Regions from separate parts of the Mus musculus genome. Here regions 1 and 3 are each linked to region 2. Evidence: chromatin loops called from intact Hi-C (ENCODE). Cell type or tissue: heart. All regions are shown on one strand. Links, peaks and the distances in the headings refer to the core of each region. The heading gives the core; the rest is flanking DNA.

The links. Hi-C counts contacts between places; a loop is a spot of excess contacts. Peaks named below come from ENCODE experiments on the same cell type or tissue, not always from the same donor. Only the 100,000 strongest peaks of a DNase experiment are listed, where the experiment ranks them.
Region 1: a loop joins it to region 2, with 7 times the contacts of the local background. A loop is called at or near these places in 37 of 42 quality-filtered maps.
Region 3: a loop joins it to region 2, with 2.9 times the contacts of the local background. A loop is called at or near these places in 5 of 42 quality-filtered maps.

The regions. Positions count from the first base shown.
Region 1 is chr11:59,874,769-59,885,241 of GRCm38, reverse strand. Nt5m (5',3'-nucleotidase, mitochondrial) reads right to left here. Exons shown (of 5, transcript NM_134029.2): 5 at 8,709-9,437. The coding sequence ends at 9,295. Among named protein-coding and RNA genes, the nearest start is that of Nt5m, 32 kb to the right of the region's middle. In heart, for the core only: no CTCF peak of the experiment used is centred there; a DNase peak (open chromatin) is centred at 5,011; H3K27ac peaks cover 825 bases.
Region 2 is chr11:60,071,873-60,082,345 of GRCm38, reverse strand. No RefSeq gene overlaps it. Among named protein-coding and RNA genes, the nearest start is that of Rai1, 28 kb to the left of the region's middle. In heart, for the core only: a CTCF peak has its summit at 5,366 (motif pointing right); no DNase peak of the experiment used is centred there.
Region 3 is chr11:60,021,291-60,031,763 of GRCm38, reverse strand. Pemt (phosphatidylethanolamine N-methyltransferase) reads left to right here. Exons shown (of 7, transcript NM_008819.3): 2 at 1-51. Gm38498 (a long non-coding RNA gene) reads left to right here and starts at 4,810. Exons shown (of 3, transcript XR_879899.1): 1 at 4,810-5,475; 2 at 8,061-8,111. In heart, for the core only: a CTCF peak has its summit at 4,265 (motif pointing right); a DNase peak (open chromatin) is centred at 4,273; H3K27ac peaks cover 3,022 bases.

The DNA of each region.
Region 1 (10,473 bases), core at 1,030-9,029, 200 kb after region 2:
TCACATGGATATCTCTGTGTGGTTGCGGGAGGCCATGCAGGATGATGCCTTCAGGATGTTTATATTCTTGGGACGGTGGGGGTGTCACTGTCACAGGAGGTTGGGTGCCATCACCGTGCTCCTCTACCCTTTCCCACGGGCCTACCCTTCTGCACAAGGCTGCGCGGGCCTTGTCTTAGTTCTTAGTCCCTCCATGGTCTTCAGCTTTCTGAACTGTGCCCTTCCCTCATGGCCCTTCTTATCACCTGCCCTGCCCTGCAAATTCCCCTTTTTCTTGTGTCCTATTTAAATATCTGTCCATCTCTCTTCTTCCTCTCCATCTCTGTTCCTTTGGGATCTTAGGGGTTAGGGACATAGCCTTTCCCCCCAAATGAAGGAGAGTTGCAGGTGGTGGCCCAGAAGCTGGAGGTGGAGAGGTCCAAGTTTAGGCAAAGGATGCCATTTAAGAAAGACCTGGTGTCCGAACACTGTTGAAGAGCAGTCTTCACCCACCTCAGCCTCTGGAGGAGGGAAGTGTAGTGTAGAGGCTTTGTGGTGGGATACAGGCTCCAACCAAAGTGGTGGTGAGTAGCTAGTGAGGTCAGAGGAGCTGGGCTAGGCAGGAGGCAGAGATGAGGACTTGGCAGTAATGAAAGGCTTTGCGTACACAGGGGTATCTACCTCAGCTGACACCCTGGGAACAGGCTGGGCAGTTGCTCAGCATGAAGTTGACCCAAGCTCCAGTAACCATTGACAGCAGATGGGCTGGAAGCCAAAGCTGGGGGAACCTAACATCAGACAGTGTCAAGAAAGAAGCTGATAGGAACTGAGGTCACAGCCCTCCTCAGGGAAGTCCCACTCTACCCCATTGATACCCTGGCTCCCTGTTGGCACTGAAGATGAACAAAGTCTATAACCTAGTCAGTAGTCAGAGCATGTCAGCACACAGCCCTCCCCCAGCAGCAGGAACCATGGTGCTGGCCCTCATCCTATCCAGAGCCCAACTCAGCAGAGATGGCCAGCGTAGTGTGGGGCTGGAGCCACACACAGGGATCTTGGGGCCAGGCCTGTCTATGGGGTGACCAGCAAGCATCTACAAATGGACAGTCTGAAAGTGTCAAATTGTAATTAGAAGGAAAGGAGCTATGACATCACAAAACTCACAGAATGGTCACTATATGGTAAGGTCTCCTCCATCAGGGACCTGATCTTCAGCCTCTGAGCCAGAACGGAAGCCAGGCACTCACAGGGAGTTCCATGACCGATGCATCTGGTCCCCTCATATGTCAGCCTCTGGCATTTGGGGCTCAAGACATAGTATAACCACTCAGAGTCTATACCCTAGCAAATTAGGGTCCCTGGGAGCAGGAAAATCCTTATATACCTTATCTTACCTATGATGGCTGAATTCATTAAGGGTAGGGCCTCTAACAGCTTCTTTTCCTTCTTGTTAGAGTTTATAACTTTAAGAGTTGGTAACTCTTTCAAAAAGGAACCTTATCAGGAACTGAAGAGATGGCTTAGGGGTTAAGAGCACAAACTGGTTGCTCCTCCAGAGGACCTGGATTCAGATTCTTAGCATCCACAAGGCAGCTAACAAGCATGTATGAATCTAGTCCCAGGGAATCTAATGCCCCCTTCTAGCCTCTGTGGACACCAGGCACACATGTGGTACACAGACATACATGCAGACAAAACACTCACATGTAAAAATTTAAAAATGGAAAAAAAGGAACTGACAAGGTCACATAGTTCCACTCTCATGTTTTTCTACATTCATTTTTCTTGTATTACTTGTGTGTGTGTGTGTGTGTGTGTGTGTGTGTGTGTGTAGGTATGTTCAAGTGGGTACAGGCACCCACAAAGGCTGGAAGATTGGGATGCTCCTGGAGCTGGGGTTACAGGAAGTTGTAAGCCACCTGACACGATGCTGAGAGTCGAACCCAGGTCCTCTGGAAGAGCAGTTCAAGTTCTTCAAAGCTGAGCCATCTTACTGGGTTGTGGTGTTGCTCACCTTTAGACACATTCTGGAGGCAGAGGCAGGTAGATTTCTGTGAGTTCCAGGCTAGCCTGGTCTATAGAGCGAGTTCTAGGACAGCTAAGGCTACACAGAGAAACCCTGTCTTAGAAAACAAACAAAATGCCGAACCATCTCTCCATCCCTCAGGGGGATTTTCCCTATATTTGGCTATATTCAGAGGTTGAGTCTGAAATTATTTTCCTTCGGATTCTGAAGATATGTATCTCATTTTCTTTTTTCTTTCTTTTTTTGGGGGGTGGTGGTGGTGGTCTAGAAAGGCTTAGAATTATTTTGTCCTCAGATTGTAAATGTTCAACATATCTGTCCAGTATAAAATCTCTATTCATACATCAACCCTGGCTCAGGGTACTGGGGCACCGTGAGGGTCAGCTCTGTGCTCTTTGGGGCGTGTTCTTGTGAAGTAAGAAAGACACTTCCCTGTCTCCTCCTCTTCCCACCGCCTCCTTGTGTGTAGTTTAGAAGTCTTCAGCTCAGGCCCCTGACTGCTCATCTCTTCAGAAGTATTTATGCTTCGGCTCAGCCCATTTCCCGAGGCCTTTAGTCATGATTCAGGTTCTAACTGTCCCAGTCTCCACTGTGAGTCTTGAACCACCCAGGACTCTGTTCTGTGCACAGACGGCATTATTACACCTGTTCTGAATTCTGACTCTGGTCGAATGAACTCCTGGTCCTTGTGTCCACTTCTCTTGCTTTGGAGCCAGCTGCCTGTCATCCACTGTGGTTGATAGCCAAGACCAAGCCATTTTTAAAAACCCTCCCCCACCTCGGTTAAATTGTGGTAATTTATTTCCTTTAACTACCATAATTAGTACTCCAAAACTAAAGTAACTTGCCTGCGTGATTCCCATCCCCACCCCTGCAGAGCAGACAATGGCCAGAAGAGATGGGAATCTATTTTAAAATAGAACATTAGTAATTCTCTGAGATTCCATGCAATGTATTTTGATCACATTCGCCCTCCCCCTGAGGCACTTATCAATCATCTACCGTTCTTTACCTCACCAGTCACCCCAGCACTGGCCTATTGCAGGCCAGAAAAGTCTACAACCTTCTTCCCCACTCGCTTCAGCCCTGTAAATGCATGGCAGGCTCTGAGGCTTACAGGCATCCCCCCCCTCTACAGAGAGGTCCCGAAGAAAAGCCTCCTGCTATCTTAAGTCCCTTGCTTGGTTTGAATGTGTTTTGCTGAAATGTGCTTGCTGCTGGCAACATCCCTAGCAGGAGGAAAAGGAGGGTCTAGAGAATTTAAACCTGCTAGGAAAGCAGGGACAGGACCCTGTATGAGGGGCGGTTTCCTGCTCCTGGGAGCTTTCCCACTCCAGGACCTTAAATGGGTGACAGATTACTACATACTGCAGGAAGAAAAGTGCATGGATGTCGGGGCAGGGTAGGGGGAGAGTCCACCCACGGGAGGATTTCCATGTGGGACCAAAGGGCAGGGGTGAGTCCTGCAAGGGAAGGGCCTCTCACTCCCCAGTGGCATGGTTTGTCTCCTCTCAGGAACTGGGGCTACTCTGCTCTCCTTTCTCCTTCCTGTATCTGTGGTCCCTCCCTTGGCCTTGGCCTTGGCTCCTACTTCTCTGCTCCCACTGGCGACCTGCACCTTCCCTCACCGTAAGCTGCTTGCAGGTCCCTCAGTTCCTTTCTTGGCACCTGCCGCTGTTGCTCCATTTCTGTTTTGGTTCTTCCCTTCCTGGGATGTCTAATCCCTTTTTCCCATAGGATGAACTCAGTGGTGCCTAGATGACCACATCTCACTCCCAGAATCCATGCATGAAGGCAGGCATGTACGCATGTACTCGCATGCACGCACGCACGCACGCACGCACGCACACAGCATGAATTACTCAGGCTTAAGTGTACTTATGGTTTTATGGTTCACACCACAGTGTCATTTTGCCCCTGCTGTCTCCATTTGCAGACCAGCAAGCATCCCACCAACAATACCTCAGACTCTGCTTAAACTGTCATTGTCCCTGGATGTCACTGCCTGCTTCACCCACACCTTCTTCCTACCCCCACAAAACAGACCTTGTGCTGGGTGTTGTGTTCAGAGCAGGTGGATCTCTGAGGTCAAGCCCAGCCTGGTCTACAGAGTGAATCCCAGGACATCAGGGTTACATAGTGAAAGCTTGTTTGAAAAACAAAAACAACAAACAGCAGAAAAAATTAAACAGACACAGCACACTTGTGTTCTCTGCTCGGCTGTGTGTGTGCTTGGTGGTGGGAAAGTGCAGCTTAGTCTGTCAGTGTGGGTCTTAGCTTTTATTGTAAAATCACCACCCCCTGCAAGACCATGTGTTGAAGGTAATATGGGGGGGCCTGTAGGGCATGGGGCCTAGGGGAAGGAAGTTAGGTCATTGGGAGGGATACTCAAAGGGACCCTCATCCCTCCTCTACACTTGTCGTTTCACACCTCAGGCACAGAGTGAACACTGGCTCCACTGAGTGACCCCACCATAATACTCTTCTTCATCCCAGGCTCAACAGCAAAAGGACCAACAGACTGTGGGCTGAAAGCTTTGGTCTTAGTCCCTAATAAACCAAAAATAAACCTTTCCTCTTTTTATCTTAACCTTGCTTCATAGTCACTTGGGGAAATTTATGATATCGCAGCACACAGCATAGGCTCAGGAAGCATTGGGGTCTTCTGTCCTCTTCCCTAGACTCTCTTCTCCTTGCATAAGAGTCCTGTGGAGTTAGGACTCCGGAGTCCTGTGGAGTTAGGACTGTAAGTTGTCATAAGGCTGGGACTTGGGAGGATGATCGCTGGCAGGGCAGGGCAGGGCCTGGGTCAGTGGGGTCGGAAAGCAGAGGCTCCAGGCTGGAGATGGGGCCTGTGTAGGGAAGAACTGCACTGGCTGAGCCTGGAGACTCACACATCCAATAATGCCAGGCCCTTCTCAGTGGGGGGAGCAGCTGATGTGAGTCATATCCCAGTGCTCAGACAACAGTGCCTGAGGTTCCAAGACCCAGCCCAGAAGGTGCCTAGGTCAGAGAGAAATGCTGGTGGCTGGGAACAACAGGCTGAGACTTCCCAGGGATGACTGCAGGCTTCAGGGAGGCACAAAGGGCTCCAAGGTTCTGGAGCCAGTCCTCTGGCGCCATCAAGTGGCCATCTTTACAAACTGTAGTTCCTCTGTCAGATTTGTTTCACTCAGTGGTTCTCAACCTTCCTAATGCTGCAACACTTTATTTAATACAGTTCCTTATGCTCTGGTGACCCCTCCCCACACCATACAATTATTTTGTTGCTACTTCATAACTGTAATTTTGATGTTATGAATCATAGTGTAAATATCTGATATGTCACCTGAAGTCACGACCCACAGGTTGAGAACCTCTAGAATTTGCCCAGTAGTGGAACTAATTAATAGATTCTTGGAGTTTGCATTAAGTCCACAAGTCCTCTGTGCAGGCAGGCGTTCATTAAGTGGCAAGTAGCTTGGTTGTTACTGACCTTCTGTGAAACCTAGTCTGTACATTCAAGCCAGCTGTAGCAGATCTAATCAAGGAGTTTTCAAACCGCAGAGACACTCACTGGGGAGGCTGTTCATATGTGGCTTCCATGTATTTTTATCCTGTAGAGTCGTTTTTAAAAGAAGGCACAACATTGGGCACAGAGAGAGAGAGTGGGTGCTTCCACTTCCCCTGCCAGTCCTCAGCCATGGGTGCTTGATAGCTACTTGTCTGATGAGCGACACTCAGGAATCTAACTGGCAGTTCTTCCTCGACTGCACCGACGAGGTAATGCCAGCCCTTGTGCTCCCTGGGTACAGAATCCCAGCAGATAAACGCAGCCACTGATGCCTGTGTTTTGGGGACAGCTTTCAGACTCCTGGGGCACCTCCAGAAGGATCCAGTGCGTAAAACTCTCACCATGTCTCTGCAAGGACAGACAAGAAGTTGGGGCCTTCTCATACCCAGTGGAGCCTCCCAGACAGGGAGCACCATTTGTTGGAAGGGTAGCAGAGCTTTGGGCTCTGAAGGAGCTTGCCTAAGAGTGTCCCTAACTGGTGAGGAGGGCCTCCTGGTCCTCCTGGATCACCACAGGATTGGTCAAATGCTGCTCTCAGCAACCCTAGTATAAATAGGAGGACTAGTGAAGACTGGATGCCAGGCTACTCCATGAAGGGCCCCAGAGACCACAAACTCCCTGAGCAGGAGGTAGGAGGGAGAAACCCAGAGAGCGCTGCAAACCTCAGCAGATATGGTGGCTAGTTTTATGTCACCTTGACACGCTAGAGTTAAGTAAAAGGAGGGAAACTCAATCCAGAAAATATCCACCTAAGATCTATCTGTAGGGCATTTTCTTAGTTAATGATCAGTGGGGGAGGGCAGCCCTTTGTGGGTGGTGCAATCTCTGGAATGGTGGTGGTCCTGGGTTCTGTAAGAAGGATGAGTGAGCTACAGGGAGCAAGCTATCCCTCCATGGCCTCTGTGTCAGCTCCTGCCTCCAGGTTCCTGCTCCGTTGTGTTCCTTCTGACTTCCTTCAGTGGTGGACTACGGATGTTGACGTGTGAGACAAATACACCCTTTCTTCTGCAACTTGCTTCAGTCACTGTTTCATCACAGTGATAGAAACCTGAAGACAAGTTAGTGCCAGGGGAATAGGGTGTGATGGCTTGTCAAGTTCCAGAGGGAAGCAAAGACTCCACGGGCCTTCTGTGTGCAGAATCTGTGGTGTCTGGTCGGCTGGGCTGAAGAATCGGCTGTGATTGACAAGAGACCAGACACGCTGAAGTGAAACCTTTGCTTGGCTGGGACAATGGATGCTGCTCAGCTGGAGATAAATTAGCCGTGACTAAGAAGAGACCAGCGTCACTGAGGTGGAATCTCCTGGGAAGTGTTTCCTGAGTCAGCACACAAGCTGTTCCAGAGGTGGCCCTGGTTGTACCTCATGTTAGCACCTGAACTTGGTCATGGGTAAGAGTCTGCCAAGAGCTACTGGTTTTGGAGGTGTGAAGGGGTCATGGAGAGCAACTGAAGCCTGGCACTTGAGAGGCCACTAGTGAAGGCACAGCTGGAGTAGCAGTGGAAGCTCCTGGTTTGAAAGGTCATGGGCAAAGTTGAGGCTTGGCACCATGAAGAGAGCCCGGAAGAGGCTACTGGTAAAAGCGCAGGCCAGTTGCAGCAGGAGACCCCAGCATTCTTGGATGTCAGGACCATGGGTGGACCGCCAAGAACAGCAGCAGCACTGAAGTGGACCCAGTTGGAGCCTATAAGACAAGCTGTGTGTGCTACAGAGGGTGGAGCTGGAAAAGTGACCCAAGCCTTAGAAGGGGTGTAGAAGACTGAGTCGTTGACACTGCATTTTTAAAGCTGGAGTTTTGTTTTGCTTTGTTCGCATTGTGACTATGTCCTGATTCTTCCCTCTTAAAAAATATACATATTCAACTTAAATTTCATTTTATGGGATTCCATAGTTGAGACTTTAGATTTAAAACAGACTTTGAATTTTTAAAAGTGTTTGAACTGGTAAGACTGCAGGGCTTTTAAGCTTGAAGATATTTTATACTGCAATGTCCATATTAATGTGTAACCTTGGGGATGAACAAGAAAGGACAGGTTGTAGCTTAACAGTGATCTGTGCATCAGGAGAGTAAAGGCTCTCTGGAGTAGGCACGGGTCAGGGCATTCCCAGATGCTGCCCTTCTTGTGCCAGAGTTCCACAATCAAGTGACAGAACTGCCATGTGTTTGCAGTAAGACACTGGCAGAGCACCTGACCAGTCCAAGGGACAAAAATGGGGCAGGACTATGGAAAGCCACATATGGTGAAATCCAGAGGAGCCCAGGGCAGGCAGTGGCTCCTGGGCCATCCTTCTCTGGTCTGGTTGGAGACCTCCCTACCTAGCCTGGGTGATGGAGCTGGGTGCTTAAGAGTAAAGGGTGGGAAATGGAATCCCTGGCCAGCTCTAAAGCCAGGGCTCTCTTCTTGTCCTTCTCTCTCCTTAAGCCAGTCCCCAGGAAGTCCGAAGATCCTCTGCCGTAGGTACCAAAAGGCAGCGTGAAGGCTCAGCGTGAACACCCAGAAACAAATTGGGTGCTGGCTTTCAATGTTTTTAGACAGGGTTTTGCAATGTAACTGGTCTAGACTGACTACATAGCTCAGGCTGGTCTTGAGCTCACAGTAATACTCCTGCATCAACCTAAATGCTGGGAAACAGGTGTGCGTCACTGTGCCCATCTCAAGCCAGGGTTTTGAGAATGCAACTGACCTTCAAGGGCACTGTTTTTCAAATTATTAAGAGGACAGTTGTGAGGTGGCTGGTCTGGTGATACCACCCAGAAGTTCCGCTCACAGGGAACAAATGCTACAGTTGTAACAGCAATTTCTAGGTCTTTTGGAAACTTGGCCTTGGGAGAAGAGTAGGGACGAGGCCCTGTGCCTACCTGCAGGGTGAGGAGAGAATGCAGTGTTAGAGAAGGTGCTAGCAGGCAGCAGTGCCTCCCTCAGATGAATGGGACCAAAAGAAACCACCAGGCTGCCAGCAATGCCACCATCCAGGCCATCTTGCCTTTGCCCCCATATGGTACCATGCGAGGTACATGAGGTACACATGGGTGAGCTATGCCCACCTCTGTCCTGTTCATCAGTGTGTGGGACTCCCGTATGCTTATATCACAAGCAGATGGCACACTAGAGGATCCTGGGGCAGGTTCTAGAGAAGGCCACAGCACAGGCTATGTGTGAGTAGCATTTATTTTTCATATTGGCAACAAATATTCACACCTGCTGACTCCTTTCTGGGCTGTTAATGGGATCTAAGAACACCAGAGCAAGAGACCGTAGGGAGGGTCTCGGTGGCCTCCAAAAGAGCCTGGTGGCCATGGAAATCCAGAAAGACTAAGTATGTAAGCTGGACAAGATTCTACAGTAGAGGTACCTACATGCCTGCCAGGGGAACCGTTGTCATCTGTCTGTCCCTGGCACCCCTCGTCTTGCAGATCCTGGATCAGGGTACTTCCATGTCTCAGAGAACCCCTATTGCACACAGTGAGAGGCAGTGGCATGGGGCATCTGCCTGAGGTCAGACCAACTTATCTGAGAACACGCATCTTTCTTCTAGCCCCGTCCCAACTATCAGGTTAAGGCCTTGCTGGGCTAGGGGAAGAAGGGAAGTGTGTCAGACGTTGTTTTGACCAAAGTGTTCACTGGGATCCTCCAGGAAGTACCAGGGAACTGCAGCATAACCCTCAGTGGGCTGCCTGCTGTCCAGTTGTGAGCTGTGAGCCCCATGCTGAACCACGAGAGAGCCATAGTACAGTCCTCAGCGGAGCCGCTTGCTGTCCAAGATGGCCTTCCAGTCGTCTGCCCATGAGTGCAGCCTGCGGCGAGGGGGCTGCAGCTGCAGGTGGTAGTTGTGGCAGGAGGTAAAGAGGATGTGCTCCCAGCTGGGATGTGGCTCAGCCCCTGTGGAGGGAAGCAGCAGCTCAGACAAGACACTAGGGACTAGGTGTAGCTTGCTGGGACCAAACCAAGTGCCCCAAGAGTAGGTGTTGTGTTCACCTGACTCAGTTTCTTTGTCCACAAAGTGATCCTCTACTAGCCTGCCCTACAGAAGGCATGAGGGCCAAACAAGGTACTGTGCACAGGGTGATAGAAGCAGTCCACATAGTGGGGCTGGGCTGAGTGGGCTCTGTCATCACACACTGCTGTGCCTTGCCAGCCATCTCTATGCCCATCCTGTGCTACCTCAAGTGGGAAGCTGTGGCTAGCACACCCTACAGTTACTGGTACCACTTCCTTTCCACACTGTGCTGTGACTGGACAAGCTCCTTGGGGCTGTGACCCACCAGATCCTCTGGAAGACTCTGGTTTGAGAGAGGCCGGCCCCATACACACAGACAGATTGGATGTCCCACCGGAGGGACTGAGGCAGGCAGGCGCAATCCCCTGGCATTCAGCAAGCTTTAGGATAGAAACTGTTTTCCCAAGGAGGTGTCCAGACAACTCCTAAGAACTAGCAGGAGGTTTTGTCCAGTGTAGCAAACCCAGGCAGAGCACATCTAGTGGGAGGAAACAGTGTGGACTGACTAATGGAACTCTCAAATCTCACCGTGCCTAAGGCCTCCCTCTGCCAGCCTTGTCAGCTACGTGGCTTGCTTACTTTCTGGGAAGGGGTCATGAGCTGGAACCAGAGAAAAAGGACAAACACAATGCCCAAGCCACTGTCAGTCAGAGACACCATATCATGATTTCCTGTCATGCAGTAAACTAACACAGACTGTCTCTGAGGGGGAAAGAGGGCCGCAAGCTACTAAACACAGAGGTTGCAAAGTCAAAGCTGGGTCTTCGCTTCCCCAGGAAGGTTAAAATCAATCTGGATAGGGCACGGACATTCTGGCTCCAGTAGCGCCCTGTCCCTTGGTGCCGACAGAACTTTCCAACCGGAAGAACCTCCTGGCTGGGTATTGCTAAATACCTGGTGATGGTGGGAAGTGGGCTG
Region 2 (10,473 bases), core at 1,529-9,528:
TGTAGCCCTGGCTGTCCTGGAACTCACTTTGTAGACCAGGCTGGCCTGGAACTCAGAAATCCACCTGCCTCTGCCTCCCAAGTGCTGGGATTAAAGGCGTGTGCCACAACCACCCGGCAAGTCAAAGTATCCTTATTTAACAGATGATACAATTCTCTACATGAGAGACCCCAAAGATGACACCAGAAAACCCCTAGGGCTGATCAACACATTCGGCACAGCAGAGAGATACAAAAATCAGCACACAAAGCCTCCAAAAGAGGAGGAGAAGGAAGCCGGGAAAGCAACACCATTCGCCTCGAGACTACTGGAGAAAAAGTAACAAATGCAGTGAAGACTTGTCCCAAGAGAGCTTTAAGAGCTGGGTGTGGTGGTTCACATCTTACTCCCAGCATCCTTGAGATCTCCAGGCGCCAAGGCCAGTGTGTTCTACACAGCAAGGTTCAGGCTAACCAAAGCCAGGGAGACCTTGGCTTCATTTTGTTGTTGTTACTGTTTTTTTTGTTTTTTTTTGTTTTTTTTTTTTTTGTTTTTTAAAGGAAAGCTTTAAGACAGTGAAAAAAGAAACCGAAGGAAGTACCCGGAAATAGAAAGGCCTATTACGCTCATGGTTTGTCAGGGTTCATATTGTGTGAAGTGGCTTTCCCATCAAAAGCAATCTACAGATTCAATGCCATCCGCATTAAAACCTCATTGGAATTCACATAATTTGAAAAATAATATTAAAGTGCATATGGAAATATAAAAGACCCAGGGTAGACAAAACAATCCTAAACAGAAGAAACCCCTGCTGGAGCCAAGCAGGTCCTGCTCTACACATTGAACTTCAGGTTAGCCAGGTCACAGTGAGACCCAAAGAACAAAACAACAAACCAAACAAATGTAAAAGCCCAATTGCTGGAGGTGTCACCATCGCAGAAGTCCAGTTATCCTACAAAGGTATAGGAATCAAAACAGCAGACACAGTGGACCAGGCATGGTGGCGCATGCCTTTAATCCCAGCACTTGGGAGGCAGAGGCAGGTGGATTTCTGAGTTCGAGGCCAGCCTGCTCTACAAAGTGAGTTCCAGGACAGCCAGGACTATACAGAGAAACTCTGTCTCAAAACAAAAACAAAAACAAAAACAAACAAACAAAAAACCCAGAACAGAACAAATCAAACAAACCCAAACCCAAAAGAAACTAAACCAACCAACCAACCGAACAAACAAAAAGCCAGGCATGCGGATCAATGGAATGGAACTGAGGACCCACATATAAGCCCATTCTCCTCTAGCTACCTTATTTTTGACACAGAGGCACAAAAATACACAATGAGAAAAAAAACAGTATCTTCAATAAATATGCTGGACAAACTTGGATAGCTACATACAGGAATGAACTAGATCTTTATTCCTACACAAAACTCAACTCCAAAATGGGTCAAGTACCCCAACATCAGGCCCGATAGATAGCCTGGGTCTAAACTGGGGGATTTCTTGAATTCACTGGCACAGGAAGGGACTTTCTGAACACGGCCTTATTGGCACAGGCGCCAGGACATTAAGTGGTAAGTGGGACCTCACAAGAGTAAAAAGCTCTGCACAGAGAAGGACGCGGTTATGAGAGTGAAGGGGCAGCCTGAAATGCGGAACAAAACCTTTTCCAGCTACGCATCTCACTGAGAGTTAATATCTAGAACCCAGGAAGAACTCAAAAACATCAAGAAAGCAAGCAAGCCTGTTGAAAATTGAGGCATGAACAGAGTCCTCAAAAGATCAAAAGCCGGGCGTGGTGGCGCACGCCTTTAATCCCAGCACTCGAGAGGCAGAGGCAGGCAGATTTCTGAGTTCGAGGCCAGCCTGGTCTACAGAGTGAGTTCCAGGACAGCCAGGGCTACACAGAGAACTCTGTCTTGAAAAACAAAAACAAAAACAAAACAAAATAAAAAGAACCCCCCCCAAAAAAAACAACCAAAAAAAAAAAAAAAAAAAAAGATCAAACACCTATGGCTAAGAGAGGGTTTTAAGATGTTCAACATCCTTAGCCACCAGGAAATATGAATTAAAATAACATTGAAAGTTCATCTTACCCAGGTCAAAAACAAAACCCAAAACAAACATCAACAATGTGGGATGGAGAAACGTTTAGTCGCTGCTGGGATGAGCAAACTGCACAGTGACTGTGGAAATCGGCGGGGAGGGTCCTAAAAATTCTAGAAGTAGATTTACCGTATCATCCAGCTATACCGCTCTTAGGCGTATACCCAAAAGAACCTTAACATCCTACTGCAGAAATACCTGCTCGCTCATGGTCACTGCTGCTTCAATCAGGAATGGGTTGCTTTTTTTTTTTTTTTGGAGCTGTTGGTCAGTGGGTAGTAGACCCTTAGTTATAAAATATTGCCAATGCTCTTGGTTAACCTCCAGAATTGATGGTAAGACTCTGTTGCTGAAGGCACCACATACTTGAGCCATAGAATATGAAGAAACCAAGTTGATACTGGTTTGGAAGCTTTCTCCTTACCGACTAGCTTTCATAGCACTAGAAGGTACTGCGCATGACACCAGAGGAGAAAGTAACCATCAGTCTTACTTATCTATGAATACTGTGAGCCCCAGTAACGACTCACCTGGTAATACATGCTCACAGCTACAATAGTGGCGTGAATGTCAGGGAAATAACCAATTGCTTTCTGATTAGATTTAAGGCTCAAAATGATGAGGCCCATACCTGGCACTGTTATCAGAGCTAGACAGGTTATAAGCTCTTAGGGAGAACCTGCTACTATTGTTTTGTTAAATGGACACAGTATTGAAGTAATTCCTAATGACTTACAATTGAGATCAGAGCATCTTATTGCAGATCAGAGCATCTCTCAACCCTCATCTGAGAAACTTCTTTTTGCAGTTGATGGACAGGAACATTGAGACACAGAACTTGTCAAAGTGCAGAGAATAAATAAAAGTCTGCAGAATAATCAGTCACCAAAGGGATGTTCTACCACACCCTGTCTTAGTTACTTTTCTTTTGCTGTGATGAGACACTATGACCAAAGCTAGGCAGTGGTGGCACACACCTTTAATCCCAGCACTCGGGAGGCAGAAGCAGGTGGATCTCTTGAGTTTGAGGCTGGCCTGATCTATAGAACTCATTTCAGGACAGCCAGGGCTATATAGAGAAATGTTGTCTTGAAAAAAACCACAAAACAAACAAACAAACAAACAAACTCAAAACAGAGGCTGGAGAGATGGCTCAGTGTTTAAGAGCACCTGCTACTCTTCTGGGGGTCCTGTGTTCAATTCCCAGCAACCACATGGTAGATCACAACCATCTGTAATGGGATCCAATGCCCTCTTCTGGTGTGTCTGAAGAGAGTAGCTCATGTATGTGTACTCATATACATAAAATAAATACATAAATCTTACCCCCACAAAACAAACAAAACAAAATCACCATCATCAATGCAACTTAAAGGAGAGTTTATTTGAGCTTACAGTTCCAGAGTTAAGAGTCCATCCTGATAGGGAGGCAGTGAGTGTGGGGGCAGGAACAGGGTGGTGAGAGCTCACACTGGACCACAAGCAGTAAGTGATAGTGAATAAAATGGCTCACATCTTTAAACTCTTTTTTTTAAAAAAGATTTATTTATTTGTTTTATGTATATGAATACACTGTAGCTGTCTTCAGACACACTAGAAGAGGGCATTGGACCTCATTACAGATGGTTGTGAGCCACCATGTGGTTGGTGAGATTTGAACTCAGGACCTCTGGAAGAGCAGTCAGTGCTCTTAACCACTGAGCCATCTCGCCAGCCCATCTTTAAACTCTTAAAGCCTGCCTCTAGTGACATACTTCTACCGAAAAGAGCAAATGTCCAAAGCCAAAGCGTCCCCAAACAGCACAATCAACGTGGGGGGCGGGGGGGGGGGACACTCGTTCAAACCAATGCATCTCCTCTCCTAAAATGTGGGCATCTTGATAGAAGAGAAAAGACTGTAACAGACAGAGGCTGTGGATGATCAGAAGGAATCTGTGTTTTCCGGACACAACAGGGCAGTTGCATAACCTCATGGCAATTGTGGCAATATTCACAAGATCTGCAAAGGCTCACACCGGAAACAATTCCAATATGAATGGGGAGGGGGCACAAATTCTCACTCCTAGTGAGGAGCTACTGTTCAGAGCTTTGAGGGAGAGTCAGTTTAAGGATGCAACCCCTTGTGGGTGGATCATGCTCCAATAAAGGGCCACACATCCCATTGCATGGGAAGCACAAATTGGAGTCAATGGATTTAAAAAATGAGAACAGAAAGTCGGGTGAGTTGGGAGAGGGGGTGGAAGTCAGAGGAACTGGAGGGGAGTTGAAAAGGATCAAAATATAGGAAGGCCAGCCATGGTAAAAATGCATTCAATACCAAGAGGGAAAGGCCAGTGGATCTCTGAGTTCAAGGTCATCCTCAAGTCAGCTCTTCTTGTTACTTTTAACAAGTATTTAGCTTACCAGCAAATGTCTTGCATCCCTAATTCTGTCTCAGCAACCTCATCCTAGACAACCTGGACCAGCAGGACCAACATCCAGTGTACCCAAGCGAATGCCACTTACAGCTAAGTCCTGTTGCACAGAGATTAAATCTTGCCTCCTTCTGTATTCTCCCTGGAGCTAGAATTGTGTTTCTTCCATCCACTTCCTGTGCTCTACCAAGTTCTAATGATGAAGCCAGGTCTGTTAGCTAATGCTACAGAAGGGTGCGTGAGAGAATGAATGTGATCACTGAGAAGACTCCAGCCACGGCAAGAGCTGGGAAAGAGCATGCCATTGGGAGGAAAGAGTAAGATGAGGGAGTTCTGTCCTTCACATCCTAGTCCCAGCCAGCAGCACTCAAACTAGGCTAGAAAGCTGTGCATGGGGCTCAGGAGACTGAGCAGGCAGGAGGGCCACAAATTAACAGCTTAACAAATTAAACCAGGCCAAGAAAGACCCAACCAACCATCAGGATTTGTGGAGAATGGCTAAGCTCCTGTCCCAGGAGCAATGGCAGATAGCGCTTTTGTTTGGTTGGTTTTGTTTTTTGTTTTCTGGTCCACTGAGGGAGTCAAGCCAGATGTTCTATGAGTAGTATACTGTGGAGGGGACTAAAGAACATTTCAAAAATATGGGTTCACTGTTAGAATCCCCCCAGATGGGACCATGGGACCAGTGCTCTGACTTCCAGCTATATTAATGTATTAAGACTTGTTTTCTTCTTTTTCTGTCTTTGGCTTTGACCTTGGATCTCTTAGTAGTGGTGGTGGTGGTGGTGGTGGTGGTGGTGGTGTGGCACCTAGGGACCGGTTCGTAACAGCACATGACCTGTCATCCACTAGATGGCGGTGTTTGCTTGGTGTTGGGTAAATTTAAACCAACAGCTTTTAAAGACTGGGTGTGATGGTTCATGCCTGTAATCCCCAGCACTTGGGACAGGAGGATTGCTTTGAGTTTTGGACTAGCTCAAGTTACATGGCAAGACACTGTCTTAAAAAACAAAAACAAGTGGCGTGGTGGCATACACCTTTAATTCCAGCACTCAGGAGGCAGAGGCAGGCGGATCTCTGAGTTTGAGGTCAGCCTGGTCTACAGAGTGAGTTCCATAACAGCCAAGGCTACACAGATGAAATCCTGCCCTGAAACAAGCAAGCAAACAAACAAACAAACAAACAAGCAAGCAAGCAATTTTTTTATAAAAGGGGTCTGGTAAATTGGGGAGATTTCAGTGTTCCCAGGGCCCTGTTGCTCACATGCTCTCTCTCTCTCTCCCTCCTCCTCCCCCTCCCCCTCTCCCTTTCTCTGTGTGCATGTGTGTGCACATGTAAAATCCTTGCAGACCACCAACTAAGCTGTGTGATCAGATGAACATGACTTCCCGTGGCTTCACGAGAAGGGTCAGGGTAGGCTAATCTCTGTTGTGACATTGGCAACCACTTCCCTGAGTTTCAGTTTCCTCCCCCAGAAACCAGGGGTTGGTGCCATGTTGAGATTTTGCCAAGCAGACTGCAGCCAGTCTGTCCATGGCATGGCACAGGTAGTCACTCAAGTGTGGTAGCTTTTGTTAATGTGACCACGGGAGCCAGGCTCTTCCAAAGGCCTCTGGGGCCCCTTCTAGCTAATGCAATGGGTGGGTGGATGGGACATTAGGGACATTTTTAGTTGCTTGTTGTTGCCTTTGAAGGTACAAAGGCTCTCACAGGCTAACAAAGCTCCTGGAAGGAGAAGAAGAAGAAGAAGAAGAAGAAGAAGAAGAGAAGAAGAAGAAGGAGGAGGAGGAGGAGGAGGAGGAGGAGGAGGAGGAGGAGGAGGAGGAGGAGGAGGGAAGGAAGGAAGGAAGGAAGGATGAAAGAAAGAATGAAAGAAAGCAAGCAAGCAAGCAAGCAAGCAAGCAAGCAAGCAAGCAAGCTGGCTTTCATACTGGCCTCAGCTCTGTAAGGAATTAGTCATCTGAAGAAAGAGGTCCCTTTGTCTTTTCCGTGATTGCCTTGTTGATAAGTTGGTGAGGGTTAGGTGGTAAGTCAGTTGGCATTCCTTCTGCATTCCTTATCTAAATCTCATGTTTTATTTTGTTTTGTTTAGTTTTTACCATATTGGGGTTAACCCAGAACCTAATGTGTTCTGAGAAGGCACTGCATTACAAAGCTACACCCAGTCCCAGTGAACAAAGGCTGGTCTTGAACTCCTGGATTAAAGTGATTCATGATTCTCTTGCCTTGCCTTCCTGGGTAGCTGGGATTATAGGTGCTACCTGCCTGATTAGGCCTCAATTCTGCCCCCCTTTTATTTTTATTTTGGACAGCCTGTACCTGAGCCTTGAACTCACTATGAAGTTGTGAATGGCTTTGAACTCATCTTCTTGCCTCTACCCCTCACGTGCTAGGATTAATGCAGTGCTAAGGGTCAAACTCAGATCTTTGCATGCAAAGGAACGAAAGCCCAGCTCAACCTTACTTTTGCTTTACTTTGCTACCTTATGTGTAGCTCACTCTGGATTCAGACTTATAATTGTTCTAGTTTAGCCTTTTCAGTGCTGGGACTACAGGTTTAGAGCCACCTTTACATAAAAGTTATTACTTTTCAAAAATGAACACAGGTGGATCCACATATTCTTTTTTGTTTGTTCGTTTGTTTTGTTTTGTTGTTTTTTGTTTGTTTTTCGAGACAGGGTTTCTCTGTATCGCCCTGGCTGTTCTGGAGCTCACTCTGTAGATCAGGCTGGCCTCGAACTCAGAAATCCGCCTGCCTCTGCCTCCCAAATGCTGGGATTAAAGGCGTGTGCCACCACTGCCTGGCTGGGTCCACGAATCCTTTTATTCAATTGGGCATCCACTCTGTCGGGGAGGGCAGTGTGAACCCAGTGAAAAATGAGGCGCTGGCCATCCTGCCTCACCAGGATTCTTCTGGCTGGGCCTGGTGCAGACTAAATAAGTAACCACATGTGGCAGTTGGTGCAGCAGAATGAGGAGTTGGAGGGGTACTTCCTGCTGTGGCGCATCACCTTGAATAAGTTTGGGCCATCGCTTGGTGGTCCAGTACTTGTTTGACAGGTAGAAGGCCCTTGGTTTGTTCTGTGCAAGGCATTACCAAACAAAACAGAGAAACAGATGGTTCAGCAGAACTTTATCTTATGTTTTGGAAACAGGAATCAGAACCAAGGGGCAGAAACCAAGGCGTCTGGGGGGCTGCCTGCTCCAGCCACTTTACAGAGGCAACTGTTCCGAGTCTCTTCCAGCTTCCGTGGCAGCAGAATCTTCCTCCCTCTTTTCTGTCATCACGTCCTTGTCTCCCTCTGCCTTGTTCAGCCCACTGTGGGCAGAGTCCACAGTCAGGCCTCAGTAAGCGCTGCATCTCAGGGTCCTTTACCACAGGACCACCTAAGAGAACTCAGACTCTGAGATCAGAGTGTGGATGTCTCTCGAGGAGCATCTTTTCAAGCGTCTCTGAAGTGGGTGGTACCTGGAAGGTAGAAGTCTGGAGGAGGCGACAGACAGTTGAGCAGCCTCAGCCCGGAGCTAGGCTAGGGAGTGCTCACAGGTGATACAGTTCATTGCACACTCGACTAATGAGTGAGAAGACTGCCAACAGATACCTAAGAGCATACTGCTTGCTGTGACCTTAACGCCGCTAACATCCTCAACAGAGATACCAGTGTTTGTGCAGGCATCTCCTCGCCTGGAGATGACCCGGAGCCTGGAACAGAAGGCGAGGCTCTGCAGCTGGCATGCGTCTCCCGGCTAGCCGCCAGGCTCTTCCTGCCAGGTCAGGAAGCCTGGGCATACAGCTGGTGCTTCCCTTAGCTTTTCTGGTTTCTCATAAAAGCCACACTGTCTGGAAATAGGAGGTGTTAGGTGGTACTTTCTCCCTTCTCGCTCTGCTCTGTTAACTCTGCCCACACTGTCCCATGCATTTTGTAATTTATTTGGGAGGATTTGTTCATTTTCAAATGCAAAACCATGGTCCTGAACGGACTCCTATGATTCTAATTAACAGGGCCTGCGAGAGAGGGGACTTGTCCCCTTCTCTTCTGCTGAGTGAGGACACAGTGTTTGTCCCTTTCAGAGGTCCCAGGGTCCAGCAGAGTCCAGGCCACACTAGACACCGAAGCCGCCAGTGCCTTGCTTTAGATTCCCCGGGGCTCCAGAGCCATCGGAAACAAATACCTGTCCTTTATAACGTCCCCGGTCAACAATACTCGGCTACAACAGCACCGCTGGACTATGATATTCATAGAGAGAAAATTAGGTTTTACTTGACATCTTTCTGGTTTTAGGTACAGCTACTGAGCAGGGCTTTGGGTCTTCAGTACACATAGGTTCCCTGGGAGTTTTGTGTTATAGTTTTCTTTCCACATTGTGGGGGGCATTATTTGGCTTACAGGGTACAATCTCTCATAAAGGCAAGTCAGGACAGGAACCTGAGGCAGGAAATGAAGCAGAAGTCTTGGAGCAATGTTGCTTACTGGCTTGCTTTGCATGGCTTGCTCAGCCTGTGGTCTTTCACAATCCAGGACCACCTGCCCAGGGGTGATGTCATCCTCAGAGAGCTGGGCCCTCCCACATCAATCATGAAGCAAGAAAATGTCCCCTCAGACTTGCCTACAGGCCAATCTGATGGAGGCATTCTCTTAAGTGAGAGGTTCTCTCTTCCCAGATGACCATGTCAAGTTGACAAATAACCATCATGCTTATTCTCTGGAGGTCTGGACCAGCCATTCTCAAAGATGACTCCATAGCCTGGGGAGATCCACATAGGTACTCCAGGCCACTCCTTTAGCGCAATGTCCTCACGGCACATTAGTGAGAGTATTACTTAGAAAGAACCCAGCGGTGCCTCAATTGCATAAGGGAAGATGGCAGTGTAGGAAAAGCCTGCTAGTGTTTAAGTCTGAAGGTGCAGTTGAGGGTGTAGGCATGTGACCTTCTAGCTGAAGTCTTCATGGCTATATTAGTCATGCTTCTCTAGAGAAACAGAACTGATAGAATAAATACATAGATCTATATCTATATGTTTATATAGATATACATGTATTTGTGTGTGAATGAATATATCTAGTTGTACATATATATTCATATACATCTCTCTCTCTCTCTCTCTCTCTCTCTCTCTCTCACACACACACACACACACACACACACACACACACACTAGAGTAGCTTACAGGCTGTGGTCTGGGTACTTCAACAATGGCTGTCTCCTCAGTGGAAAGACTAAGGACCAGGTAGTTTTTCAGTCCATGAGACTGGGTGTCTCAGGAGTCCCAGCTGCTGCTGAAGCCCTTCAGAGCTGCTTGGTTTTAGTCTATGTTAGAATCCTGAAGAAGTAGATTTTCATACCAGCAAAGAAACGCCTCAGCAACCAGGCAAGCGACGACAAGCAGGCAAAAAGCAAAATCTTCCTTCTTCCATATTCTTTTCTGTGGTTGCCACCAGATTTGGAGCGGGTCTCCCCACCTCAAAAGACCTGGACTTGGGGTCTTGGATCTTCCCACCACAAATGATCCAATCCAGGTCAGGCAGGGCAAGTGGGAGTGGCTTCTCTGTCTCAGCTGGGTCTACTCTGCCTCCTGGGGCAGTAGCTTCCCCCTGATTTCTCTCTCTGACTCTGGCCTCATTTTCTGGTTCCTTACTGTACCTCACTAGGATCTGTGGTCCTGCACCAGGCTCTGGCTCTCCAGGCCTCCAGGCCTTTGCACCTCGTGTGCCCCTTGTTGGTCTTCCAAACATATTTCCAGATCTGGGATTTTGTGTTTTGTTTCCTACATATTTTTATTGAGTCTCTGGGAATTTCACATCACACACCCCGATCAAATTAGCTTCCCAGTCCTTCTCTGACCACCCTGCCCTGCCCTTGTGACCCCCAACCCCCAGCCCCTCCCCCCCCAAATAAAAAATAAAAAAAGTCCAATTTGTGTTATCTATATACTCACTGTTGAATGCTCAAGCTCTCAGTGGCCTGCCCTTTGGAT
Region 3 (10,473 bases), core at 969-8,968, 50 kb after region 2:
TTTGTGGCGGCTGTGATCACCATTGTGTTCAACCCACTCTTCTGGAATGTGGTGAGTACCATTGCGCTCACACCACAATGGCTAGCTGCTGAGGCTGGTGCGGTGGGATCACTGCTACCATAAGCCAGACACACGGACAGTGGGCTAGTGCCTTCCCACCATGCCTGTCACCATCCTCTTCCCTTCTTCCCTCTCAGGGTGGCACTCAGTGAGTGCACACTGAACGAGGGGAGACTCTCACTTTCGTGGAGGCCAAGGGACCGGTGTCAAGGTGACCTAGGGTATTGCATGGGGGAGGCCTCCCACCTGTTGCCGACCTTCTCACTAGGGGGCCTGAGCTGTCTGGGAGCTTATGACACAAGGACTAGTGGAAATGGAGGCCTGAGTGCTCACTGAGGCAGAGCCTGGGGTATCCTGTGATTGCCCGGGAGCTAGTCTGTAGAAGGCTGTGCTTGGTGGCATCAGCACACTGATCCTAGACTACTGTCAGTCCAGCTGTACCAGGGCGGAACACTGTATTCTTTTTCTCTAGTTTATGGCTTAGGCCTTTTTTCCACCTGGTGGGTGAGGGCAGGGATGCTTGGCACAGAGCCACCACCTTCTGAATGTTTTGTCCCTACAGTTCTGAACATACTGGACCTTCTGAGGAGGGGGCTCCTGGCAGGGGTACAGAGGACAGACAAGACCACTGTGACCTCCTTGCTCCTGAGAAACCACGGCCTTGGAGTGTACTGCTAGAGTGTGCCAGTGCTGGCCCTGGTTTCCTGACAGCCTTCTTCTGGCAAAGCTAGACACATGGTGCTCTGTGCCCTTAACCTGTCCTACGCCTAGGAGCCAGCCTGCCAGGCTGCAGGACACTCTAGGGGACAAACACTGATCTCAAGCCATGTGAGAATGTTTCTGATGCTTTAAAGGAGCCAGAGGAAGCTAGTCCAGGGCACTAAAGAAGCTTCTGGCCTGGCCAGGAGACACCTCACTCCTAACTCACTCTCCGTTAGATGTGGTGTGCACAGGGCTCTCCTGCAGGAAGCTGCTGGACTACATAGCTGGATGGAGCCTGTGTTCTCTCTTCCAGGAGGCCTAGGCTGATTAGCATTTGCCAGAGTGTGGCCTGAGCACAGGGAGAGCCGCTGGCCAAGTGCAGTGGGCATTGGGAGTACTTTGTCTGAGTTCCCTTTGTTCATCTCCCACTGACCCTTGAAGCAATATGTTTCTGCCCACTTAATTTTGAAGCTGCGTTTCATCCACAGGAACAGCCCCAACAGCCCAAATAGACGAGAGCCGAGTGTCTGTGCGTTTATCATAAGCGGTTCCTTTTTATTTTTTGTGGTCATACGATTTTGGTTTACCTCGTTTTGAAAAGCATTGTTCCTTGGAAAGACGTCTAGTCATTAGTGGAAGAACGAGTGAGCTCTTCATGCTCGGTTTGGAATGAGAAAAATGGCATCGTGTTACGGTTGGGCCAGCCACAGCGCAGAGGAGATGAGGTGGCATCTGGATGCAGGAGGACAGGAGCCGGAAGCCTAGCTCTGTGCTTGGTGGGGACAGGAAACTGCACAGTGAGCAGGGGTACGCTCAAAGGGTGGCACAGGGTCTTCTGGCTGCAGTCCTGGGCATGGCTCACTGTGCTCAGGCTTCCTGCCTGGCAACTCAGCAAGGTGGCATGGCAAGGCGCTGCCATTCTCATTGGAGGAATCAGGTTGGAGGGGGATTTTAGCACCTTTCTGTTGCTTTAACACAGCAGTTCTTATCACAGCACCTTTGGGGGTGGGGGTGGGGGTTAAACGACCCTTTCACAAAGGTTGCATATCAGATATGCTGTATTATCAGATATTTACATCATGATTCATAACGGTAGCAAAATTACAGTTATGAAGTAGCAACAAAAATAATCTTATGTTTGGGGTCGCCACAACATGGGGATCTGTATTGAAAGGTCACATCATTAGGGAGGTTGAACAGAGTAACTGGTGCGGAGAGCTGTGTAGAAGGGAGATGGATGTTTAGTTCATAATCCCTGGAAGACCCCAGCAATGTGGTGCCAGAATCCTGTCTCCCTAAATAACTTAAGATATAATGGAGAACCAGAAAGGAAAATAGCCACGTGCACAAGAGGCCAAGCGTGTGTGGGCAGTTTTACTCTGTAAGAATCCACCCTCATGGGCTGGAGAGATGGCTCAGTGGTTAACAGCCCTGCATGCTCTTCCAAAGGTCCTGAGTTCAAATCCCAGCAACCACATGGTGGCTCTCAACCATCTGTAATGAGATCTGATGCCCTCTTCTGGTGTGTCTGAAGACAGCTACAGTGTAATCATATAAATAAATAGATATATCTTAAAAAAAAAAAAGAATCTACCCTCCAGCTGGAGGAAATGGCTCAGTGATTAAGAGCACTGACTGCTCTTCCAGAGGTCCTGAGTTCAATTCCCAGCAACCACATAGTGGCTCACAACCATCTGTAATAGAATCCAATGTTCTCTTATGGAGTATCTGAAGACAGCTACAGTGTACTCATATAAATAAAATAAGAATCTACCCTCAAGAGAAATAACAGTTCTCCAGGACCAGTGCCACTCTTCCCAGGGAGACCTGCCTTGATCTAATCTCCTCACACTTGCTCCTCTTAAGGGTTCCAATCCTCCCAACACCATCATGCCGGGAAACAAGCCTTCAGCATGTCCGCCAGCTTTAGTGGACACATTGAAATCATGTTCAAACCATATCAAAGAGATTTGTCCATTATTGTCCAGATACTTAGAGATTGACAGTATCTGTAAGAGCAGGTGGGCCTGACCCTGGCACAGTGGCATCCTGGGAAGAGCAGTGAGTGAGTAAACATACAAACCAACATTTTAGGGACAAAGCAGGTAAGAAGGAAAGACAGGAAGGGTAGTCAGGGAAGGCCTGCCTGAAATGGTGGCTTTTGACCGAAACCCAACACTTGCATAAGAAAGTGCTGGGTTTCTGGGGGAAAGTTGTAGGGGACTGAGCTGATTTTTTTTTTTTTTGAGTGGCATATGAAAGGAGTGGGGAGGCAGCCAGGGTGAGCTGGGAGGCCAGCCCACTTTAGAGGCCCAGATGGCAGCATGAAGCAGAATGGGGCCCTGGCTCCTGCCCAGCAGAGGTCAGCAACACTGTCTCTGGAGGCTAATGCGGTGCCCCAAGTGGTCTGAATGCCTACTCTGTATCTCCTGCACCCCTTGGCCCAGCTTCGAGGAGCACTGGTCCTGTTATCTTAGAGTGCTCCAAAGCACTTGCTTTCCCTTCTTGTCCCCAGCCTGCCATGCACTGTGTCCTAGGTAGCAGCTGCTGCTTGGCTTGCATCTGAGCGGATCAGCCAGGGTCCTCCTCAGTGCTCACACTTGTGTCTGGTGCCCTGGAAGAGCTGCTGTTTTCCTGAGCATGGGCTGGCTCATCACTGGCCTTCTGCGTAGCATCAGTGGACACATTCTGCATGCATCTGACATGAGCTCGCACTCACTCGGGCAAACCTGGGAAGGAAAGCACTTGAGGGTCTATGACAGATCCCGGGAGAGATGGGGTAGATGGCTCTGTGAAGCTCCAGTGGCCATGTTTCGCCTGGTCAGAGCTCTGGAAGGCCAGGGCCCGGATCCCAGCAGTGGCCTTGAGCTCAGACTGTTTATTTGAGGAAATGTCACACAAGCTTTGTTACATTAGCCAGATGGAGCAGATGGCTGACAGCAGCCAGCAGCCAATGGAGGCAGTCTGTTTGGACACCAGGGCAGACTGGGATGGATCACAGAGTCCATCCTGAACCAGTCCATCTCAGGGCCCTGTGTTGGGAGTCAGCAGGACAGGAGTCTTGTCAGGACAGCTGGTGTGAAGAGGGCAGAGCTCCTCACAAGTTCCCTTCTGTGTCCTCTTGTTGCTGTAGATCCAAGCCACCCCTCAGGTCAGAAGCAGCTGCTCTTCCCTAAAGGTTGAGGGACATACCATGCTCTTCTGAGGAAGGTTGGTTGTACCAACTACCCACAGGCAACCTGGGCCCCACAACTACTAAGCCTAGCTGCAGGCAGATACCAGCTGAAGGTACCAACTCGGCTCAGGAGGGTGCCCACTTTAATTGGGACGCTGTCCTGAAGGCCTCCAGGGAGGGACTAGGCAATGGTCACCGTGTCTGGGGAGCTAGTTTGAGAAAGGTGACTGTCCTTACAGAACTTGGGAACAACTTGCTGTGCTGTATGTAGCATGTTTGAGTCCTGGGACTGTGGGCCTGGTGGCACAGGTGCCTTGGAAGGAGTTTAGGGCTTCTGGACAGTAGGTGGCGCTATGGAGGTGAGAATGACAGGAGAGGAAGGGAAGGCAGGGGAGAGGTGACAGTGAGGAGAGGAAGACAGAGTGAGGGAGAGGTGACAGTGAAGGAGAGGAAGACACAGTGAGGGAGAGGTGACAGTGAGGGAGAGGTAACAGTGAGGAAGAGGCAGCAGGAGAGGAAGAAGATGCTATAGTGAGGAAGGAGATGAGTTTAAGAGAGTAGAGGTGACAGTGACATAGGAGACACCGAGAGCAGAGGACGTACCTAGTGTAGGAGGGGGTAACAGGGAGGAGGAGTGTACTGGCGGGTTTGGTGTGAACTTGACACAAGCTAGAGTCATCAAAGAGGAAGGGGCCTCGGTTTTGAAGAACTGTCTCCATGAGATCCAGCTGTAAGGCATTTTCTTTTTTTTTGGGGGGGGGCGGGGTTTCGAGACAGGGTTTCCTCTGTATAGCCCTGGCTGTCCTGGAACTCACTCTGTAGACCAGGCTGGCCTCGAACTCAGAAATCCGCCTGCCTCTGCCTCCCGAGTGCTGGGATTAAAGGCGTGCGCCACCACGCCCGGCTGGCATTTTCTTAATTAGTGATTGGAGGAAGGCTCCAGCCACTGTGCCTGGTGCCATCCCTGGGCTGACAGAAAGCAAGCTGAGCAAGCCAGGGGAAGCAAGCCAATAAGTAACATCCTCATGGCCTCTGCATCAGCTCCTGCCTCCAGGGTCCTGCCCCGCTTGAGTACCTGTCCTGATCTTCAAGGGTGAACAGCGATGTGGAAGGGTCAGCCAAGTAAACCCTTTCCCTCCAAATTGCTTTTTGGTCATGGTGTTTCCTCGAAGAATAGAAACCCTAAGACAAGGAGATGATAAGAGTGGAGGGTTTGACAAGGAAGAGGAGATGCCATTGAGGGAGGAGGTGACAGTGAGGGAGGGGAGCTGACAGGAAGGAGTTACCTAGAACGGGAGTGGATAGCAGGGTGGCAGGGGTGTGTTGCTCCAGTGGCGGCCAGCAAGAGCCCTGGTTCCTTTGCCCTTTGGTGCCCTTCTTTCTTCTGTTACCACACCTTCTGTTTTCTGCTCCCAGCCTGCCAACTGCCACTCGTCTCCGTGAGGGATCCTCTGATGCCAGAGCAGCTTTCCCTCTGCATCCACTGGGGCAGCCTAGGTTTGCAGTCTGGCTCTGGCCTTGCCGACTCCATTGGTCAGGTGAGGTTTGTGCACTGAGGTCTGTCTAGCTGCAGAAACCTCCCTCTTACCCAGGCCTGGCCTGTGGTGAGTTGGCTTGGGATAGTACTGTGCTTTCCTGGAGTGAGCACTTGGCTAGATGGGTAAGCGTGGATACCAGAAGAGAAGCAGGATAGCCAGGGGTGTGCTCATCACACAGCTCCCAGAGGCACTTAGGAGAGAGCACAAGCACCAGGTCAGGCTTGAGGATAAGGCGTCTGTCTGGTCTGTAGAATGGCTGTCTGTCTTGAGGTGGGCTTTTTAGAAGAGGAAGAGCACTGAGGGATGAGGGAACCTTGCAGGGGGATGTGAAGTTAGCGGGTAAGAGGGGTTTGGGTTCCCTGAGGGATGATCCTGCCTCCCGGCCAGCCACCCAAGTTGTTTCCCGGAGGCAAGTCGGTGAGTGAGAGTGTGCATGTGAGTGTGATGGGTAGGGACAGTCAGTGGGCAGTTTGGGATTCTTGCTCCATCTGGCATAGAAATCTGGCACCTGGGACATGACCCACCCACTAGGCCGGGAGCTGGCACTTGGGGGGTCAGGTGTCTTCTCTTGTTTTGTGCTGCAGAGGCTGGCCTGGCTAGTTGCTATAGCTCAAGGCAGTTGAAGGTGTCACACGACAGGAGACCTGGGTTGTGTCACCAGGCTCACACACTAACACCTTTTGATTGATGGCCACCTGATGTACCCCGGCACGCCCAAGTCTCCTTTCCTTTGTCTCAGCTGTACTCATGGCTGTGGCCCTCCAGAACCAATGCCAGCCCAGCTTCACACTGGGCTGCAGGTGATCTTTAACAGTGACACCGCTGCACACTGTCAGTGTTGGCTCAAGTGCAGTGGATGTGTGGTTAGCTGGAAGTAGCCTTAGCCTCCTCACTGAGCCCATCCCTCCAGCACCGGGGTTACTTTAGAACCCAGCATCCCAGCATCGTGGGATGAAATGCCCCAAACAGTGTCTCTCACAGTCTGTGCCAAAGAACAAAAGGAAGGCTGGGCAAACCTGCTGAGGGAGGGTTGTTCTATGCCATGGGTCTAGGTGCTGGTTTCAGTTATCTTAGAATATGCGAGCTGGATGGGGCCCAGGCTGTCTCCCCTCCCTGGTTATTTTGGGATTGGCCATCTTGGTGTATAAGATTAGTCTGGTGCTTCACAGGAAGTGAGGTCTTAGGATTTTACTGTTTCATCTGTATCCCTGGCAGACCAGGCTGATCTACTACAGCACCCTCCCTCCTTCCCTCCCTCCCTCCCTCCCTCCCTCCCTCCCTGTTCCTTCTCTGAGGATTGAACACAGGGGCTTACATGCGCTGGTGTTCCTCCAGTCAGCCATGCCCCTGGCCTCTGCCCTGATCCTGGCTGCTGTAGCACAGTCTGAGAGTAAGTTCTTAACCTTCCTAATGCTGCGACCCTTTAATACAGTTCGTCATGTTGTGGTGACCTCCAACCTTAAAATTTATTTTCGTTGCTGCTTCATCACTGTGATTTTGCTACTGTTATAAATCACTGTGTAAATATCCAATATGTGGTATTCAACCCAAAGGAGTTGTGACCCGCAGCTTGAGAACTACGGGTCTGAGGTTTCATGACCCAGACTTGGCTTTGAGAGGGCACTCTTTCAGGAGCTCGACTTATCACCACGGACAGACAGTTCTCAGTGTGCCCCTGGACCTTTGCATGTTCTGTTCACTCCTCCTAAAGGATTCCCACACATCCTTGCTTGACTACCCTTCGTCTTCTTCAGCCAGACATCCCTGATTCTGGCCCTAAGAAAATATGGCTAAGCATCCTCCGTTAGGTCTAAGAAAATATGGCTAAGCATCCTCCGCTAGGTCTCCCTAAAGCCCACTGTGGAGCTGAGCCCTGGCCATGGGAAGTGCTAATGGTAAATGTGGGATCTGCTTTCTCTCAGGCTGAGTTATCCTGAAAGCCCAGAGAAGGGTGGGAGCCATCCACTGATGCCCAGGGCTAAGCCTAGGATTGAAAAGGATAGCTGGTCCAAGGGTACCCTCCTTCCTCAGAGTCAGTCTGTGGTGGCTTGGGGGAGGGATGGGGCCAGGCGTGATCTCTCCTACTCTACTGGGAACACACTGGCTTCCCTGGTCATCTTCTCTCATCTTTCTTCCCCATCTGTAAAAGGAACTAGCCAGTGGACCCTACAACAAGGTTCTTTTGGGGATTCATGAGGTACATCCCTAGCCCTTGCAAGCCTAGAGTCAGCCTGGCTGTTGTCTCTTTGTCTCAGTCCACCCCTGGGTCTTCTGTTTGGCACAGCAGAGCTGAGATATGTATGGAGTAGAGTGACAGTTCCATGTGTGTCTGCTGGGTGTTCTGATCACACCGGGTTTCCATGCATTCATCATTGCTGATGTGAGAAGTGCAGAAATAAACACGAGCTGCAGGTCTGTGCTGCTGCCTTTGATTGTATGAATACTAGTGTGTCTGCTGGATCATGTGGTAGTTCTGTTTTATGTGTGTGTGTGTGTGTGTGTGTGTGTGTGTGTGTGTGTGTGTGTGTGTGTAAGTGTGCATGTGCGGGCAGAGGTTTAATTTGACATTGGATGTCATCCCACAGGGTCTCTCACTGAACCTGGAACTTATCAGTTCAGATCATCATGGTGGCAAGGTATGGCAGTTGGGACAAGTTGGTCTGTGTTGTGGAGGCTTGTAGTGTGGCTTGCTCTGTGATGTGGGGCTTGTAGTTTTGGCTTGCTCTGTGGTATAGGGAGTAGAGTAGGTGGGAAGGGAGGCCTGGCCCTGGACATAGTGGGCCAGTGACATTGTCAGTTCCTTCTTCCACCTTACCTGGCTGCACGTAACTGTGGGTGCAATGGGCCCCCCAGGGAATGATCATATGTAATTTCCAACACTCACAGTCATCAGCTGGATTGCTTGGAAAGCTTTTGTTGCTGTTTGCAGTGCTGGGGCTCTAACCTGGGCCTTTGTGGACTGTAGGTCACTGCTCAGCCCATGAGCTGTGCTGGTTCCTAGCTAGAGAGGCTCTGGCTGCCTTGCTGGCCTTCTCTCTGTCCCCTGGTCCTGCATGCTGCCATGCACACTAAACTTTAGGCTTTCCCTGCATGTTTGGGGAGTGTATCAATGGAGGCACATCCTTGTGAGAAGGATTGAGGGGACCCTTCTGCAGGTGTAGTTATTAGGGTAAATAGGCCCAGAGGCCATGCTATGGCTCTGTAAGTCCTGTCTTTTCCACAAGGGCACCAGTAACAACCTACATAGGCCAGGTATTTACCTCAAGTCCCTATCATGGGGGGCGCTGTGTCCACCTCCCTGTGCCTGCCCTTCCTGCCTGCCTAGGAGGGCTCCAGAGGCCATCTGTGTGGGTAGCAGGTGGAGTTATATAGTGGATTCTTCTCCCGCCATTTTCCCAAAGGGGTGTCTGGCCACCTCAGTGAGCCCTGGGGTAGGCAAGGTGCAGGCTCCAAGGAAGGAAACAGTTCTTTCAGGCAGAGTATGTAGAGTCCCTGACTTCTGCAGACAGGGATGTGACCTTGATTCAGGTAGGGCCCCATGTTTCTCTGAGACACTCAGCCAAGGTGTCCAGGGCAGAAATTAAACCCATTGGCCCCCATTGGGGCTCCCTTTCCTTAGAAGGGAGGACATGGGGACAAGGAGCCCTTCTGCCACATATGGCAACGGAGCAGGGGCGGGTGTTTGCCCTCTGCAGATCCATCTATCTTATCCTTGTTAGGGATGTGGTTCGGGCGTGGGCTGAGAGCAAGGGAGGTTGATGAGAGGTGAGCGGTGGCCTGACCTGAGGAGGCGGTGCTTTCTGATCCCAGACGTGTCTGCCCTGAGAGCCTTAATAAGGGCAGGGTCAAGGGGTCTCAGCCTGTAGGGCAGTGGGGTAAAGCAGCACCCAGGTGGGGATCCTAGTTAGGTTCTCTGTTACTGTGATAAACACTGGCCAAAGGCAGCTTGGGGAGGAAAGGGTTTATTTTGCTCACACGTCACACACAGTCATCGAGGGTAGCCATGGCAGGAGCTCAGTGTAGGAACTGAAAGCAATAACCATGGAGGAACCATGCCACTTACTGGCCTGCTCATCAGACTTTCTGGTACAGTCCAGGACCACTAGCCTAGGGATAGCACAGCCCACAGTGGGCGGGGCCTTTTTACATCAATTACTAGTCAAGATAATGCCCCACAGATATCCCATAGGGCAGGCAGTCTGATGGAGGCAGTTCCTCAGTTGAGATTCCCCTCTTTAAGTGACTCTTTGTCTGTATTGACAAAACCTAACCAGGTAAATGGGGGATGGGATCAGTGCTTCCCCAGTGTCCCACAACCACAGTGCTATCATGATAATTACAATCACCTTAATGGGCCCCTGTGTGTCCCTGGCATATTCCCAAGGTTGTCTAAAGGAACAAAACTGATAGAATGAATGAATGAATGAATGAATGTGTGTGTATTAAAGGGCATTTGTTAGATTAGGTTATAGGATGTGATTCAGATAATCAAAACAATAGCTATCTTAGACTAGAGAGGCTGAGATTCTGGTAGTTTAGCCCATGAGACTGGATGTCTTTTTTTTAAAGATTTATTTATTTATTATATGTAAGTACACTGTAGCTGTGTTCAGACACCCCAGAAGAGGGCATCAGATATCATTATGGATGGTTGTGAGCCACCATATGGTTGCTGGGACTTGAACTCAGGAGCTTCGGAAGAGCAGTGGGTGCTCTTAACCGCTGAGCCATCTCTCCAGCCCCTGGATGTCTTAGCAGTTCCGCTATGGGCTTGGAGGCCTGGAGAATTCTTAGGGAGATGCTGGGTTTAGGTCTGTGTTGGAATCCTCCCAGAAGTTAGTTCTAATATTAGTGAAGGAATGCCAGAGCAGCAGGGTAGATGAGCTTGCCAGTGAGAATGAAGGCAAGTAGGCATAAAGCCAGCTTCCTTCTTCCATGTCCTGTTACCTGGGCTGCCACCAGAAGGGATTGCTCACATATAGGGTGTGTCTTCTTGCT